Regions from separate parts of the Homo sapiens genome. Here region 2 is linked to region 1. Evidence: chromatin loops called from intact Hi-C (ENCODE). Cell type or tissue: psoas muscle. All regions are shown on one strand. Region 1 overlaps BAIAP2 (BAR/IMD domain containing adaptor protein 2). Region 2 overlaps RPTOR (regulatory associated protein of MTOR complex 1).

Region 1 (8,000 bases):
ACAGCTGTGCATCGATTTGTGAATCATTCATTCATGGCTGCCCTCACATTGCAGTAACAGAGCTGGAGACGGCACGGCCCACAGAGCCAAAAGCACAAACTTTGTGGCCCTTCAGAACGTCTGCCGAGCCCTGGCTGAGATCAGTGGTAGAGGAGTGAGTCTTGGGTGGCGCGGAGAGGCCAGCAGGGACCAGCACTAGGGCAGACGGCCGAGGGACACCGACCTCGCAGCGGCACGGCCCTGACACAGCGGCCACGAGCCAGCGTCACCCCCGCACCCTGAGAGCCCCGAGGCAGGCCCAAACCCAAGCACCAGGGAGCTACTACGAACTGCCCTGGGAGGCTGCCCTCACACCCTGGCCCCCAGCCCAGAGGCTCGTCTCTAAGTGGGTCTGTGGGACACAGGCCTCTTCCACACACGCCCGGGGGCCCACGAGCCCAGGAGGTCAGCTGCTGCCACCGCAGGCACATCCCGCAACCCCTCCTGGGAGACCTGCGGCAAGCAGCCTGGCTTCCCCGCCCTCCATCCCTGCAGGCAGCACCCCAGCCACTGACAGCCCCGCTCTCACTCCCTGGCCCCGTCATGGGGCCTGGCCCCCGCCAGAGGGCGCAGACGCCCGCCACTGTCCTGGGTCTAGCAGGCGGGAGGCCTGCGCTCCACAGCGCTCCCTGCCTGGCAGCTGTGGCAGCACAGCCTGTCACCGCTGAGTCCTTCAGCAGCGAGGCTGCCTCCAGGGGTCAAAGGTGCTGCTGCTGTCCTTGCCTGCACCTGCCCACAGTGCCCAGCAGGCCCAGGCCGGCAGGAGGGGCCTCTCCAGGGAGGGAAGAGCACTTGTCTCCTGGCTGTCCCCAGGCTGTGGGGACTGGAGCACTGGTTCTGTATCACGTGCGTGTGTGTGTGTGTGCACGCACGCGCACGTACATGAGAGTGTGGTGGGTGGGGGGAACAAGTGTCAAGGTATAGCCCGTGGATCCCTGCAACCCTTTATTTTAGAAAGACATGACCAGGGCCTCCCTGGTGGGCTTGGCTCCGGAACTACATCTTCGAAACTCTTGAAATGTTCCAGAATGTTCCAGGGGACACATGTGATCCCATCCCAACTCCTACCCATGGACTATGGGTGAACAGGGGCCTGCTGGCCCTGCCTGTTCCCGGTGGGGAGTCTGGCCTCTGGGCCTTGCCTGCTCTGGGGGCTAAGTCAGCCTCCTAGGAGGGGATCCCCTTGCTCACATCGGGGCTCAGGATATCCATGGAGGGGGCTGCTGCAGCCCGTCCCTGAGGAACTCGCTCCTGGTTCAGCAGGGCCAGGCTTGGTCCTGGGACATGGCGGATCCCAGGGCGGGATTCCCCCACAAGGAACGACAAGGCTGGGGATGCCGGAAACACAGGGCTGCAGGACTGTGCTGGGGGACGCCTAGCGGGAGACACAGGGCCGCAGGACTGTGCCGGGGGACACCTAGCGGGAGACACAGGGCCGCAGGACTGTGCCGGGGGACGCCTAGCGGGAAACACAGGGCCAAGAGTCTACCGGCCCAAGGAGGGGCCCTCAACAGATGACGGGCAGAGGGGTCTCTCAGAGGTCACGAGGGCAGCAGCATGTGGCCACCACCCAAGGCCCCACCTGGGACCACAGTGGCTCAGGGGTGCAGGCAGAGGTGGTAGAGGCACAGGTCACCAAGAGCCTGGGAGCCAGGGGAGGACCCTGTGACCAGGTTTGAGTCCCAGGGAGGCCACTCTGGAGCAGTGAGGGAGGGACTGGGGAGGCCACCTGAGAGCCAGGCAGGGCCCCTGGCTACCCAGGAAGCAAAGAGATAGGGCAGGTTTGGGTTGGGTGAGGGGTGGCAGGTCCACGTACGACAGCCGAGCTATGGCAGCTGCTGGACCTGGGGCCAGTGTCATGGTTGTCTTGGGTGGCCTAGGGGCCCAGTGGCACAGTGGTCTTGGGTGGCTGGGGACCCAGGCTTGGGGCTGGGGGTCCTCAGTGCCTCGGGTGAGCAGAGCCATGAGCCCAGAGGCTGTACCCCAGGACTGTGGATAGAGGGGCCACAGGAAGAGCAAGTGAGGACACAGAGGCCACCCACCAGGTGTCCCACCGGGACTCCGGCACCCAGCACGGAGCATGACCGTCCCCTGCCTGGCGTCAGCCTGCACCTGCCCAGGACATGGCTGTGGCAGAAGAGCCAAGAACATTCTAGAAGAATGTTCTAGAAGGCCTTGAAAGCCCATCAGACTCTCCCTGGTTGCAGGTGGCAATTTCTAATGTGAGTCTTCAAAATGCCTGCACCCTGTGACCTGGTAATTCTCCCAGAACTTCACCCCCAAGAAAACCCGAAATAAACGAGAGTTCGAGCCTGGACACTGCCCCGGTGTGTTCACGGGGCTGGGGCTGGGGCAGGGGCCTGGGTCATTTCTGCCAGCAAGGCCCAGCGCCGGCACAGCGCAGCCCCCAGCCGCCTCACCTTGGAGTGGTAGGCCGCGGAGTTCTTGGCCACGGCGCACTGCTTCTCCACCAGGAAGCAGAAGCGCCTGCGCTCCTCTGTCAGTGCGGTCTTGTAGCCGTCGGACACGTAATTCTCCAGCTCGCCCTGCTTGTTGCTGATGGCGTCGATGTACTGTGGAGGGAAAGGGAGAAAGGCTCAGCCAGCGATGGAAGGACGCCTGTCAGGACCGGTTTGGGGCAGCCCCACGGACTCAGTCAAAGGACACGTCTCATTCATGCAGAGCAGCTGGAAACAAAACAGCATCTGCGGCCACTCAGGAGACAACCACGCCCCCAGGAGGCTTCAGCTACCCCGGGACCACTCAGGAGATGCCCGATGGCCACATCCCCAGAAGGCTTCCCTGCCCCGGGACCACTCTGGGTGAGTGGAGGGTCCTGCCTCCAGCAGGAGGCTCTGGCAGGGGGCCAGCCTCATCTCAGGGCTCCTGCTGTGGGGTGGGGTCGCGTGCACCTCCCTGTGGCCAAGGCACAGAAGCCTGGGTGTGGATGCGCCCCAGCTCCATGGGCCCCAGGACAGCTTCTTGGTCCTTCCCCCTGTTGCCTGGAGCACTCTCACCTGTGCCTCTGCCTCCAGGGCCCCTCCATCTCAGCCATCTCAGCCATCTCAGCCCCAGCACGAAAGGCAGGAGAGCTGGAGCCCAGGACAGTGGCCAAGGACCCCAGGGAAGCCCTCTGCTGCAGAGGGGACTCCGGGCGCACCTCATCTCCTCTCCCACCCGGCTCCGGCTCTGAATGACGGGGAGCGGGACGCTAAGACACCTGGCTGCCTGGTTTCCGGATAAGCGTGCACCAAGGGAGAACGTGAGAAGGAAGTTCGTGGGGAGGATCAGACAAGAGGTCACCGAGCGGAGACTGGGAGCCCAGAAAGCAAGACCAGCGTCCACGGGGACAGCAAGATCAGATCCACAGGTCACGCCTTTCGGAACAGGGTGTGCCCAGGTGAGGGGCCAGCACGGAACCAGGAATGAGAAGTAGGCCTGATTGCTGCCCTTCCACCTTGGAGCTGCCTGAGTGCCCACCCGGGTGTCCCCGTGGGATGGGGGGATGGGGGGATGGGGGGATGGGGGGATGGGGGGACGGGGAGAATGTGTCCCAGACAAACGCGGAAGCTTTGGAAAACCCTCAGCCCTGGCAGGTGCTCTTGGGCACAGGAAAGACAGGTAGTCAAGCCAGACCCTAGAACCAGGGCAGCCAGCAGGCGGTCCCCACCCTGACCCGGCGGTCAGCCGCTCGGCAGCCCTTGCGTCTGTGGCCCTGGCTCTGACCATGGCGGCTGTCACGTCTTGGCCACTCTGTGCTTCTTGGTGGACACACAGTCGGCCCAGAAAGGGTTCCAGCAAAGACGACAGAAGCTGCTCCAGCCAAAATGATTTCCCCAAAAGGAAAACTGAGTCTCAACCTGACAGAGCTTCCAGATCCAGCTACCGATTCTGAACACACCAGGACGGAGGGTACTAAGAGCTTTAGTTTGGGAAGATGGAAAGTTCTGGAGATGGATGGTGGTGGTGATCGCACAACCCCATGAATGCGCTAATGCCGCTGAACTGTGCACTTAAAGATGGTTACCGTGGTCAACTGTATTAGTTACGTGTATTTTATCACAATTTAAAAAAAAAAAACTTTAAAAGAAGTAGTGCAAGCAAAGCCAGACCAAGAAACTGTAGCTGAGCCCAGGCCTCTCCAACGTGAGCCTCGGGAGGAAACTGGAGAGGGGGAGTTTGGGGGAGAGAGTGGCGAAGAAGCTGAGGGCGGCCGCTGCCTCCCAGGCCCCGGACTGTGCTCCCATCCTGGGCAGAGGCGCCTCCCAGCCTGCCCATGGGTGCAGGGCTTGTTGTATGACTCACCTGACCAACAGGGCTGTAGGTGGAAGTGACAGTTCCAAACCCCAGGGCTCTCTGCCTCTGTCCCTCTGGGAGGAGCATGCCTCCCCACCCCCCGCTGGCCCCTCCATGACCCCAGCTGGCCTGGGGATCATGTGCCTGAGGTCTGGGGTAGCGCGTGACACCACAGCCCTATGGCACAGCTGACACCCGGCACCCGGGGTTCCCGATTCCAGAACCCCAGCCCGACAGTGGGAGGGCTCGACTGGGACCCTGGATGTCAAGGGCTCTCCGGTTTTGTAGGCTGGAAACTTTCCATCCCAAAACGCTGATGAGGCTGTGGGTGGCTGGTGAGGGCAAGGGAGGAGCACCCGAGGCACAGACCCTGTCCCCAGGGACACACCCAGGCCCCTCCTGGGAGGCCGCAGGAGGCTAGCTGCTTCAGCAGGGAGCCAGCTTCTCCTCTGCCAGGAAGGTCTTTCCAGCTCTCCTCTGTCTCGCCTCTCCTCCTGTGCCTACCTACCTTGGGCTGAGCCCCTACCGGCCTCAGGCAGACCCTCCACAGCAGGACTCAGACCCCCCGTCCACCGGGATTGCCCGTCAAGGAGTGGTCAGTTCAGAATCGGCTCTTAAGAAGATGCGGCCTCCGCAAGGGGGCGGCCTCCCCTGCCTGACTCAGCCTCGCGGCCGCCCCGCCTACAGCTCTGACTCAGCGTGGGTGGGCAGTGCCGGGCCGGGTGGGCGGCGGGGAGGGGAGCGGAGCAGCCTGTTCCCTGGCTGCCTACCCCCGCAAGCCTCCACTACAGGGGTGAGAACCAGCCTGGCAGGGTGTGGGTCGGTCCCAGCACTACCACCGGGCACTGGCTCTGCCTGCTGGCCAGTGTGAGCAGACCATGCTGTCCCCAAGGCCAGAGCCTGCCCAGCCACATCCCCCAACACGGAGCCCGGCGCTCCCCTGCCCTTGCAGCCCACCCTGCTTTCCCACACTAAACCCCACCTGCCCCTCAAAACAACGGGCTTGCTACTCCTATCCCCAGTAGGCCTTGACCCTCCAGAGGCGCTGTAGGGCCTGGCCACAGGGTCACCTAAAGGGGACCTGAGATGGCATTTAGGAAGTGAGAAGTTTGATCACAGGTGAGAGGCCCTGCAAGGCAACCTTAAGCAGACTTTCCAGCAAGCTCTGCTCCATGCTGAGGCCTCTGCCGCCACCCCCACTGCCGCTGCCTCCTCCTCCTCCTCCTCTCCTTTCTCCTTCTTCTCCTCCTCTACTTTCTCCTCCACCTCCTCCTCCTCCACAGCTGGAGCGCGAAGTACTTTTCCTCTGGTTATGCAACATGCACCTACCAGGGCTTCCTGCTCCTGCTCCCAAGAACCTCCAGTGACCTCTGAGGCTCCTTCTCCAGGAAGGGGTAGAGTGCGACAGCCAGATTCAGGGGTACCCTGGGGCCTGGGGAGGGCATGATGGCCGTGGCCAGGACGCCACATACTGCAGCCATGGAGGAGGACACCTGAGCCCGCTGTGCTCCAGCCTCAGCCTGGCTGCTGGACTCCTTTCCTGACCTTCAGGATCAAAGGGACTGGGTGGGGAGGGTGTGCTCCGAGAAACAAGTGGGCTTGTGCACAAGGAGGGGCCTGGAGATGAGCACCCACCCATGCCCCTGCAACACCACTCAGACCAACACCCAGGCCTGTTCCAAGGCCGCCTGCAGGGTCCTGCCCCGCTCCTCCCGCAGGGAACTGCCAGGGATGCTGGGGTGCGCCTCCAGGCTCTGAGTGGCCTGTGATGGGGGTGCCTGCTTTGGAGGGAGCTATTCGGTGCCCAGAATCCCTTAAGTGGGGCAGCCTCAGGAATGTGTGTGAGGTTCCATGGAGAAACCCCCAACGCACCCCATCATGAGGATTCTGTGCCCTCCCTGGGGACTTTTCCAGCGGTGGCCGGCCCGGAAAGCATGGTGGGCAGAGAGCTCAGGGCCAGAGAGCACTCAGCAGGAGATCCAACGCCTGGCAAAAGAAACTGAGGCACTGAGAAAAGGCAGGCCCAGGGGGCTGCCCAGAGCCACGGCCTCCACACTGGTTGCTGTCTGAATAGGACTCGGGGGAAGAGAAGGTGCTGCTTGGAGTGGTCACCCCAGGACAGCAGTGTAAACTAGGCTGCAGGGCCCCCTGGGTCTCCTCACCCTGAGAACGGCACCTTCCAAACTAAGGCCCCTGGAGCTGCTCCGGTTGCCCACCCTACAGGCGGTTTCTGGGTTTTTAGGCTACGGTACTTTCTCACGCTCATGCTCAGTTCCCCAGGGGAGAGTACAGCGAGGGGTACTGGCCTCATTAGCAGGGTACGGCAGCCTCCCTGGCCGGGAAGAGAGTTGGTGTTTTATTTTTAAGTCTTCCACTTACTCAAAGGAGCCCCGTAAATGGCTGGGAGTGGCACACAGGTCACAAGAGAAACCCAGGGGAAGTCGGGGGAGAGACAGAAAGTACGGCTGCACGGTGCTCTGGCGGGGCCCCTCCAGATCCTGGGGACAGGGAGGAGAGATGTTCCCAGAGCAGCAAGGCAGGGATGGCCAGCCCCCGAAGGACGGGGGGAGCTGACACCTCCTGCCTTGGAGCCCCCACATGAGCATCTGGCTATGGCAGAGCCTGAGTCAGCGCATGACATGCGGCTGCCACTCTGTCTAGGAATGACAGCTGCCTCTCCTCACCTGCTGTTCCAGGACACTGACTCCTCATACAGAGAGGCCACGACTGTACAGGGCAGATCCTGGAAATCTAGGCCAGGCAGGAGCTTCACCACACAAGGGGCCGGTGCGGGGACGGGGAGGAGAGGAGGTGGCGGCCAGCACTGCAGGGCCCGGCCAACTGTGACCTGCTGTTGGACGGGGATGACCTATACGGGGCACGTCCGAGCTGTGTGGAAAGTGCAGGGGACAGAGCACGGCCTGGTCTGTACCTCCTACCTGGCAGCCCGGCCATTTACAACGGCCCTGAGCCTGCCCCATGGGCAGGCAGTCCCAGTGGCTGGCCCCCTCCAGTCCCCGCCCGCCGCTGAGCCACCGGCTGCGTGCTTAGCTGGGTGCCATGGCGACAGCACTATGGAAACACCCAGCTGAAAGCATTTAAGACCCACAGAATGCTCCCACTTAGTCACCCTGGGCTGAACAGCCCCGTGATCAGAGAAGACAAAAGTGATCAGAACACATCTCTCCTCTCCGCAGCATGCGGTGACTCAGAGTGGGGGAGGGGCATTCCAGAAAAAACCAAGGCGGCTTTGGTTTACCTCATCCGCCACGGCTGCTGCAGCTTTCCCACGTTCTTTAACCCCCCAGGTCCCCTGCAGCATATGAATGAGAACGTAATTCTTGGCCTTCAGCTGTCACCATGGGTAACACTTACTCGAAAGGATGCGGCTGCGGACCGGTCAGCTGTGGTGTGTGGGGTGAGAATCAGGTGCCCCAAGTAGCACATGGTCACTGGCCACCTGCAGGCTGCAGCCAGTGGCTGCTCTAAAACCCACTGACCAGGCCTCCCAGGCTGATGGGCACGGTACCCAGGCAGAGGAGGGAGGGCAGCATGGCAGGTGGTTAAAAGGAGATGGGAGGACCCTTAAATCTCACGCTGAACACACGTGCTCTGAGCAAGACCCGGGCTGGGCTGAGCAGAGGGTAAGCCGCACCCTCTGGCCC
Region 2 (8,000 bases), 220 kb after region 1:
ACCAGGGAATGTGCTGATGAACGAGGCAGGAGTTAGACGAGGGGGCTGGGATGGGCCACAGAGCGTGGGAGGGTGGAAAGAGGGGAGGGCGCAGGCACTCCTGGACGCAGAGGGGCATGGGGGCCCTGAAGTGCACTGAGCACACAGGGCTCAGCCAGGGGAGCGACACTGTGCTGGCCCTGGGGTCCGGGGACCCTGGCTTAGCCCTTGCCTCTGACACCATGTGGTCCTGGGGAGAAGTCACTGTCCCTGAGTCTGCTTCCTCAGCTCTAAAAATGAGCAACACCCTGTGCACTGCACAGGCCGGTGGGAAGAGTGAAGGCAATGGTGCATGAAACTCCCAGAGTTCCAGCCCGCGGCCACTCTGTGGGCAGTGCCCCGCACCTTTCCCAGCTGCACCAGGCACGAGCCACTGGCCTGACTCCTTGCCCGTAAAGTGGAGATCTAGTGGTCCCTGCCTTGCAGGCCACAGTGAGGACGCAGAGCGGCACCCGGACAGCGAGCACGTGACCCCTGCCTCTGAGGTTCCCTCTGGGACCCCCGCTTGCAGCTGTGCCACTGTCCCCGGGAGCGCACTCTGGGCCTGGGTGCAAAATCCCCAGTGGTGTGGTTCTCTTCTCACCAAGGTCCCACTGTCCTACTCTTATTAGCGTGCAGCCCCTGAAGTTCCTGGACACGTGGCCGGCCACACCCGCACGCGAGCAGACCTCTGCCTTACCCCCGCAGTCGGCAGCCAGGAGGACTGGACTCTGAGCCCCCGCCTGACTCACCTCGGGAATGGGGTCGGAGAGGAGGCTGTAGAGCTTCTCATGAGCGCTGTCCCTCACGCCGCACCACCTCGCCGAGTCGAAGTTCTGCCAGATCCTGCCGAGGCAGATGGCCACCCACTGGCGCAGCAAGGGGTGCGGGTCGTTGAGCTGCTCCAGGCAGATGGCAATGAGGTTTCCCTGAAGGCAGGCTTCCTGCAGAGGCGGGACCACAGACAGGTTGGCCTCTGCCTGCCAATGGCAGGCACGTGGTGGGTACCTGCACGGGACAACGGTGGCCACCCATTCTTGGGAAGCCTTGATTTGCTCAATTTTCCCCATTTTAGATTCCTCTGATTCATATTCAGCCTGCAAATGGCTGGCTAGATGAAGGGTCAGAGCCTCTGCTGGACACCCCCTGTCCCCCATGTGGCACCACGTTTCACAGTGGGCCCAGCTCCTCTGCAATGCCAAGGGTGAGCTCTGGGGCTGGGGGTGGCTGGGGGGCTCACCTGCCCCGTGTGATAGCTGTTGACGATCACGGCGAGAATGAAAGCCGTCATGGTCCGGTGTTCAGCCTGGAAAACAAAAACCAGTCCTGGTCGTCTCCCCTCAGTGGAAACTCTCATTCCCAAAGTACAACAGCGTGATCCTTTCGGAATCTTCATGACACGCGTGGCGCATAATTAAAGTAACGAGAGCCAGCTTTACTCCTGGATTTTACGTGGACTCTACAAAAAAGAACAGCTGTTTTCAAAGGCCTTAGAGCTCCAGGCTCGCCTCCCGGAGTGAACAGACTGCTCCTTGGAAGCCCTAACACTGCAAGACGGGCACAGACCTGGTGGATGCCTCCTCTGTCACAGGCCAGCCGTGGCTGTCGGTATGAAGCACCCGGACCTCACCTCCCCAGCCTGCCCAGCACTCTGTGAGCACACGGTCCTGCAATCAGGGGCTTTGGCAGCAAAAGGCATGGAGGCAGCGCTCTAGGTTTCACTGGTTTCTCCTTTCTGCTCTACTGTGACTCATTTTCATTCTGTCCTTTCCTCTGTGCCTCCGCTGACCTGGAAACCAGAGTCTATTTGTAACTTTTTAGCGGTGCCTTAGTTTTTTACACACACGTCGCGCGGTCTAGTGTCCTACGCGCCTCTTGGATTATTGCAGGGCTCCTTGGATTATTGCAGGGCTCCCAGGGTACCTGAGTCCTCCTCTTGTTTAACCCTCCAATTCGCCATGAGTATTCTTCATTTTTACAAATCTATAGATGTGCCAACACGTGTGCCAACTTCTTGGCTTTTTGCCGTGTCCTGCATCTTGCTTTCCCCTCCTGGTTCCGTTTCCTCCTCGCTGACATGTGGTCTTTCTAGCCATGGTCTGTGGGGTTCGGAAGGAGTAAACTGTTGGTGTCTGAACGCTGCTTACTACACCCCCATTCCTGAGTGGTGACTGAGCTGGGTGCAGGTGACCCGACCGTGGTCGCTTTCCTCGCACGCCGAGGGCTCCCCTGTCCCCGGCCGAGAGCCGCTGCTGATGAGAGGTCTGCTGTTGGGGCCGGTGCTGTCTCCTCCTTTGCTAATAACGTTTGTTCTGGGGACTTTTAAGGTTTGTCTTTATGCCTTCGATATTTGCTGTTTTCATTATGATGCGTCTATGTACGAATTTGTTTCTCTTTAACCTTCTCAGGATTCATCCTGCTTTTAAAATCGGAACTCTCCTTTCTTCAAATCTGGAAAATTCTCAGCCACTATCTAATCAAAAACTGCTTCTCTACTTATTCTCCTCTCATTCTGAACCATGCTGGCTACATGGTGAACGTTCCCAGCCCGGCTCTTAGCCCGGCTTTCATATCTTCTCGCTTAGCTTCATGGACGGCGCTCCAGGTGGCTCCTTCATGAATTCTCTTCTTGGCTGTCTGTTCTGTGATTTAATTCATCTCCAGAGTTTTCAATAACAGTGCATGTCTTTTCTTTTTCACAGCTTCAATTTGTTTTTTCAGATCTGCTTATGAGTTTAGAAAAATCAATCGTTTCTGAGGATGAGTAGGAAGCACTGAATGTTTTCTCATAACAGGCACAAAGCACTGAAGAAACAAAACAATGGTTGATGGTTTGACAGAATCATAGCAAATTCTTTCTAGTCAGTCATTTAAGAATATTTATATTATTTATTTATTGAGTGGAGACGGGGTCTCACTCTGTTGCTCAGGCTGGAGTGCAGTTGTACAGTCACAGCTCATTGCAGCCTTGACTTCCCCGGGCTCAGGCGATCCTCCCACTGCAGCCTCCTGAGTAGCTGAGACCACAGGCGTGTGCCACAACGCCAGACAAATTTTTTTGTATTTTTGGTAGAAACGGGGTTTCACCATGTCGCCCAGGCTGGTCTCGAACTCCCGAGCTCAAGCAGTCTGTCAGCCTTGGCCTCCCAAAGCGCTGGGATTACAGGTGTGAGCCACCATACCCAGCCTCCTTTTCATTCTTTCAAACCTGGCTGTGTCCTCAAAACTTCCGCAGGCTCGTGGCTGAGGTGGGGCCGTTCATGTGAGCTTAGCTCACCCTCGCGCCCAAGTCGCCAGTGAGCATTCTTCCTCACTTCTTCATGTGGGATTTGCTTTCTTCCTTATTCTTAAGAATGGGAAGTGATGGTTTCCAAAACTGATACAAAGTATCAACTTTAACTGCCTGTGATGTTTCAATACAACACAAAGTGCACATACTGTTTACCTTTTGGAAAATAGTCCTGTTTGTTTTGTGTTTTAAAAAATCCTTTAGCTTAGAAAACCAACTAGGGGGTGAAATTACATACAAAAGTTCCTTTATACAGCAAAGCCACCGAACACTGTGTAAACTAGCTAATATGTTTAAATATTCTGGCAATATTAAGTTATGTTAAAGAATTATTTAGGATATATCTATTTTGTTCTCATTACTAAGCTGGGAGTTAGAAATTAAAACATTATGAAACATTTATAGAATAACTATACACCCTATTCATGGATTACTAATTTTCAAACAATTTAATACAATAAAGTATACTGAAAATTTAAACTTTCAAACAACCTTCTTTCCTTCCTTTCCTCTCTCCCTTCCTTCCTGAAATGGGGTGCTTCGATATCTTCTTGTGCTCCAAGACCTTCCCAGGCGCCTGAACTCTCATATTACAGACGTGCGGCGCTCACTAGTCTAACGCGGCGGACAGCAGGGAGAGTGGATTTGACTATTTTGCAAAGAAGTCCCAGTGAAAAGAGACTAAAATAAACTAAAACCACCCATGTGTCCGGGTTAACTGAGCTCTTGTTTAGAGACAGACACGAAATAACAGCTGCGCTCATGGTAGTAAGCAAAGGGCCATGTCTAACGTGAAGCAGTTGCTGACCCCGTGGACGTGGCCCCTGCTGTGACCCTTGACCTTTCTCCTGTAGCCCCCGTCAAAAGGCCCCACCGCAGTGCAGCGTGTGGGCAGAGGCGAGTGCTGAGTCCCAAGCCCGTGGAGAGCGTGCTGCCCCGTCCTTACTGGCATGTAGGGGTCCGCCAGGACCGACAGGAAGTACTTGTGGCCGTTGTCCTTCACGAGGTCCGCTTGGCACGACTGGACAGAAAGAGACAGAGGAGAGGCAGTGAGTGCAGTGTCCCGCAGATGCCACAAGCTTCTCATGGTGCGTGAACGAATAAGGGCAGGGACTTCTTATACCTCAATTATTTCCTCCTTTCAAGCCCAGTTTTCATTTGAAAAACAGCTGCAGCCGGTGCCTGCAGACATGCTTTCCTTGGCTAAGAAGGGGAGGGATCCCACGAACGCCCAGAGGAAAGCAGCTCCCAGACGTTTTCTTTCACAACGTCCGGGCACCTGCTGGGGAGTGCCCTGCAGCCCCTGCCTGCACCCCGCTCCTCTCCAGGGGTCCCGCTCCCTCCCTCTGCCCTCCACACTGGAGCACATCCATCCAGCACTCACTCAGAACCAGCCTGTTGGTGCAGACCCGGTCCCGCTCAAGCTTTTCTTGGGGGTTTGCTTGGACTTACAAAATGCTGAAAACCAATCGTGTGTGAGGCAGTAATTCCCAGTGATTTGTGTGCACAGTCCCACTTGAGCAGGTGCTTCCCACTGGCCCCACTTGTTCACCCTCAGGGGCAGCCCCAAGGTGGGAGGTTTCCTGGTGCTAAAGCTGCTGCCAGGCAGGCGACCTTCCCACGCTTCAGGCCATTCTGTGCCTGTCTACACATTCACAGTCACGTGGCCATGACTCGCCTCAGTCGTGAGGACCTACTGTGTGCTGTCAGCACAATCACAGCCACACGGCCATGGCTCGGCACAGTCGTGAGGGCCTACTGGGTGCTGAGCACTAGGTATTTGTGCCCTGCTCACAGTTCCTGAAGGAGCAGCGAGAGGCACCATAGGGTGCTTGGAAAGCGGGGAGAGGGAGGGTCTTGTACTTTTTGGAGACCTCTTTACGCTGATGAGCAGACAGAACTGTCCAGGGCAGTGAGGGAAGAAGGGGAAGGGTGGGATCGAGGGAAAAGACTCCTGCTGCTAGGAAATGGCAGGTCCAGGCCCGGGATGTGGGAGTGGGAGGAGAAAGGGGCAGGGCAGGTGGGGGCAGGGCAGGCGGGGGCAGGGGCAGGGGAAGGGCAAGCAGGAGCAGGGCAGGCGGGGGCAGGTGGCGTTGGGCAGGAGGGGCTGCAGAGCCCAGCAGGAGCTGCAGCCGGGAAGGACATGGCAGGTGGGCTACGGGTCAGACAGGCTGGGTTGGAGCTGGGTCAGCAAGGACAGAGGACGGAGATGATGCCAGGGATGCGAGGATCCAAGTGGAGGGCTGCCCACTGAAGAGGTGGGTTGCGTTTTCATCCCGGAGGGGTTACAGTGGGGCACACTGCAGCTGAGGCATCGATGATGAGACACAAGCAGGGCTGCTCCGGGGCGCGCACAGCCGAAACGCAGAACCTGACCCAAGCCAGGCTTCTAAGATGAGAAGTCACCGCTTATCGGGTGGTGCTGAAGACCACTTTCAGAGGGCAAGGCGGGGGACGGGGCCTGGGGAAGGAGGAGGGACGGGCCCCTAGAGGAAGGGGCTTCCGAGGGTCCTGTGGGCGTCCTGGAGGAAACAGGCCGGCTCTGAGGCTGGCAGTGTTACCGGAAGCCACACCAGGCTGCCTAACTTGGGGACACTTCTGCAAGTGCTGGCTCTGGAAGGGAATAAAATGATCCTGCCTTGGATATTCAGGGGTAACGATAATACTTCGGGAAGTATTTGCCCAAAACCCGAGGAAAAGGGGCAAGATTTGAAACAAAACTAAGTTTCAAGTCCAGGTTCTCCCTCTTACTAGTCAGGGACCCAGGTAAAGTTTTAAAAATCTGTGCTCAGCTGGGCGTGGTGGCTCATGCCTATAATCCCAGCACTTTGGGAGGCTGAGACAGGCGGGTCACAAGGTCAGGAGTTCGAGACCAGCCTGGCCAATATGGTGAAATCCTGTCTCTACTAAAAAATACAAAAATTAGCAGGGTGTGGTGGTGCGTGCCTGTAGTCCCAGCTACTCGGGAGGCTGAGGCAGGAGAATCGCTGGAACCTGGGAGGCGGAGGCTGTAGTGAGCTGAGATCGCACCACTGCATTCCAGCCTGGGCGACAGAGCAAGACTACGTCTCAAAAAAAAAAAATCTGTGCTCAGGTCGTGGAGTCAGAGATGAAACCACGCATGTGAAAGCAGTCTGAAACTGCAGTGCGATGTACAAATCATGGATGCTGTGTTTCTTGGAGAGGGACCCACAGAGCATGGGTTTCTAGGATCAATACCTAGAAACTGAGCAGTGACAGACACTGCATCGACAGAGTGAGGCGTGCGTTCTGCCAGCTCCCAGCATGCTCCTTTCCAGAGGACGAAGGCCATGCAAGGACAGAGGGCCGGAATTTTAAGAACTGGATGCCTGAGGATCAAGAAGAGAACGGCTCTCCAGTGCAGCCCTGCACAGCTGGCCCTTTCCCACTGAGGCAGGAGCAGTTTTGCAGAGGGAATCTGCTGGTTATGCAGCCCAGAAGCCCCTAACCCCGCCATTTCTCAGGGGTGCTCTTACAATGAGGTGTTTCTGCCTCACATCAATACACTGATGAGGCGGGTTATGGGCTGGGCTGCTGGAATGAGAGCTGAGCACGATGGGGAGCGGGTGGTCAGGGAGCCAGGCGCCGGCCTCAGATTGCAAGCTGCTCCCCCGAGCTGAGGAGGCCAATTAAGCAGGCAGTTTTCAAGCAACAACTGGCTTTAGCTGAAGGTTTTGACAAATAAACTGAGATGCATCGACCGCCGTCCACGTAAAGACTCAGCCCAGAGGGCCAGGGCAACAGAAAAAGCACTGGGTTCTGAGAATGAAGGCACCTTCCTTTGTTTTAACCACAGGTTCCACAAGTCAAATCGAAGCCCACACATTCACGGTGAAGCTCCTCAAACATGTCTCACGAGAGTGTAATGAAGCATCACTGACTCAAATCTCACTAATTCTGAATTTGAGGCATGCAAATCAGGGTGGGAGAACTTAGATGTGCCCTTGGTATCGGAGTCTGGCAACTATGTGGTGTATACTACCAGATGTCTGTTCTGATACGGTCATTATGCCAGGTGGGAACCACGGATGATGATGCCTTTTCATACCTTCATTTTCAGCGCTCGGCAGGGGTCATTTACATATCTGTTTAATACACACATTTTCACTAACTCAAACCGCCCCCACCCTCCCCGCAGGCAGGAACCTGGGAGCTCCCACTTCGCTGGCTAGGGGGACTGGGGTGGACTCTCTCGGCTGCTGCTCACTCGCCCAAATTACAAGCACACTTAGACCAAGGGCCTCGTTAAACAGAAGAGGAAACAAGACTTGAAACCACACACGCGCAGAACGGCAGCCAGCAGGCAACACACACTCCCTGCGTGGCACGGGCTCAGTGGGAAGACCCAGCAGGCGACACACACACATCCTGGGCGGCACGGGCTCGGTGGGAAGACCCAGCAGGCGACACACACACCCTGCATGGCACGGGCTCGGTGGAAGACCCGGCAGGCGACACACACACCCTGAGTGGCACGGGCTCGGTGGGAAGACCCGGCAGGCGACACACACACCCTGCATGGCACAGGCTCGGTGGAAAACCCAGCAGGCGACACACACACCCTGTGTGGCACGGGCTCGGTGGAAGACCCGGCAGGCGACACACACACCCTGTGTGGCACGGGCTCGGTGGAAGACCCGGCAGGCGACACACACACCCTGCGTGGCACGGG

Evidence for each region. A loop is a pair of places that touch in the nucleus more often than their neighbours do. Peaks named below come from ENCODE experiments on the same cell type or tissue, not always from the same donor. Only the 100,000 strongest peaks of a DNase experiment are listed, where the experiment ranks them.
Region 2: it touches region 1 in a loop (2.3-fold over the local background); 4 of 110 quality-filtered maps call a loop at or near these places.

What each region holds. Positions count from the first base shown.
Region 1 is chr17:81,094,540-81,102,539 of GRCh38, reverse strand. It overlaps BAIAP2 (BAR/IMD domain containing adaptor protein 2), which reads right to left. Exons shown (of 14, transcript NM_001144888.2): 7 at 2,460-2,612. Among named protein-coding and RNA genes, the nearest start is that of MIR657, 27 kb to the left of the region's middle. RefSeq lists enhancers at 1-321, 322-839, 5,020-5,909, 5,910-6,799, 7,417-7,711. In psoas muscle, CTCF peaks have their summits at 645 (motif pointing right) and 4,970 (motif pointing right); DNase peaks (open chromatin) are centred at 619, 5,019, 7,059, 7,279 and 1 weaker place; H3K4me3 peaks cover 773 bases; H3K27ac peaks cover 580 bases; H3K27me3 peaks cover 122 bases.
Region 2 is chr17:80,876,743-80,884,742 of GRCh38, reverse strand. RPTOR (regulatory associated protein of MTOR complex 1) reads right to left here. Exons shown (of 34, transcript NM_020761.3): 14 at 4,254-4,328; 15 at 1,259-1,324; 16 at 771-962. Among named protein-coding and RNA genes, the nearest start is that of CHMP6, 110 kb to the left of the region's middle. RefSeq lists enhancers at 5,552-6,151, 7,369-7,418. In psoas muscle, no CTCF peak of the experiment used is centred here; a DNase peak (open chromatin) is centred at 4,252.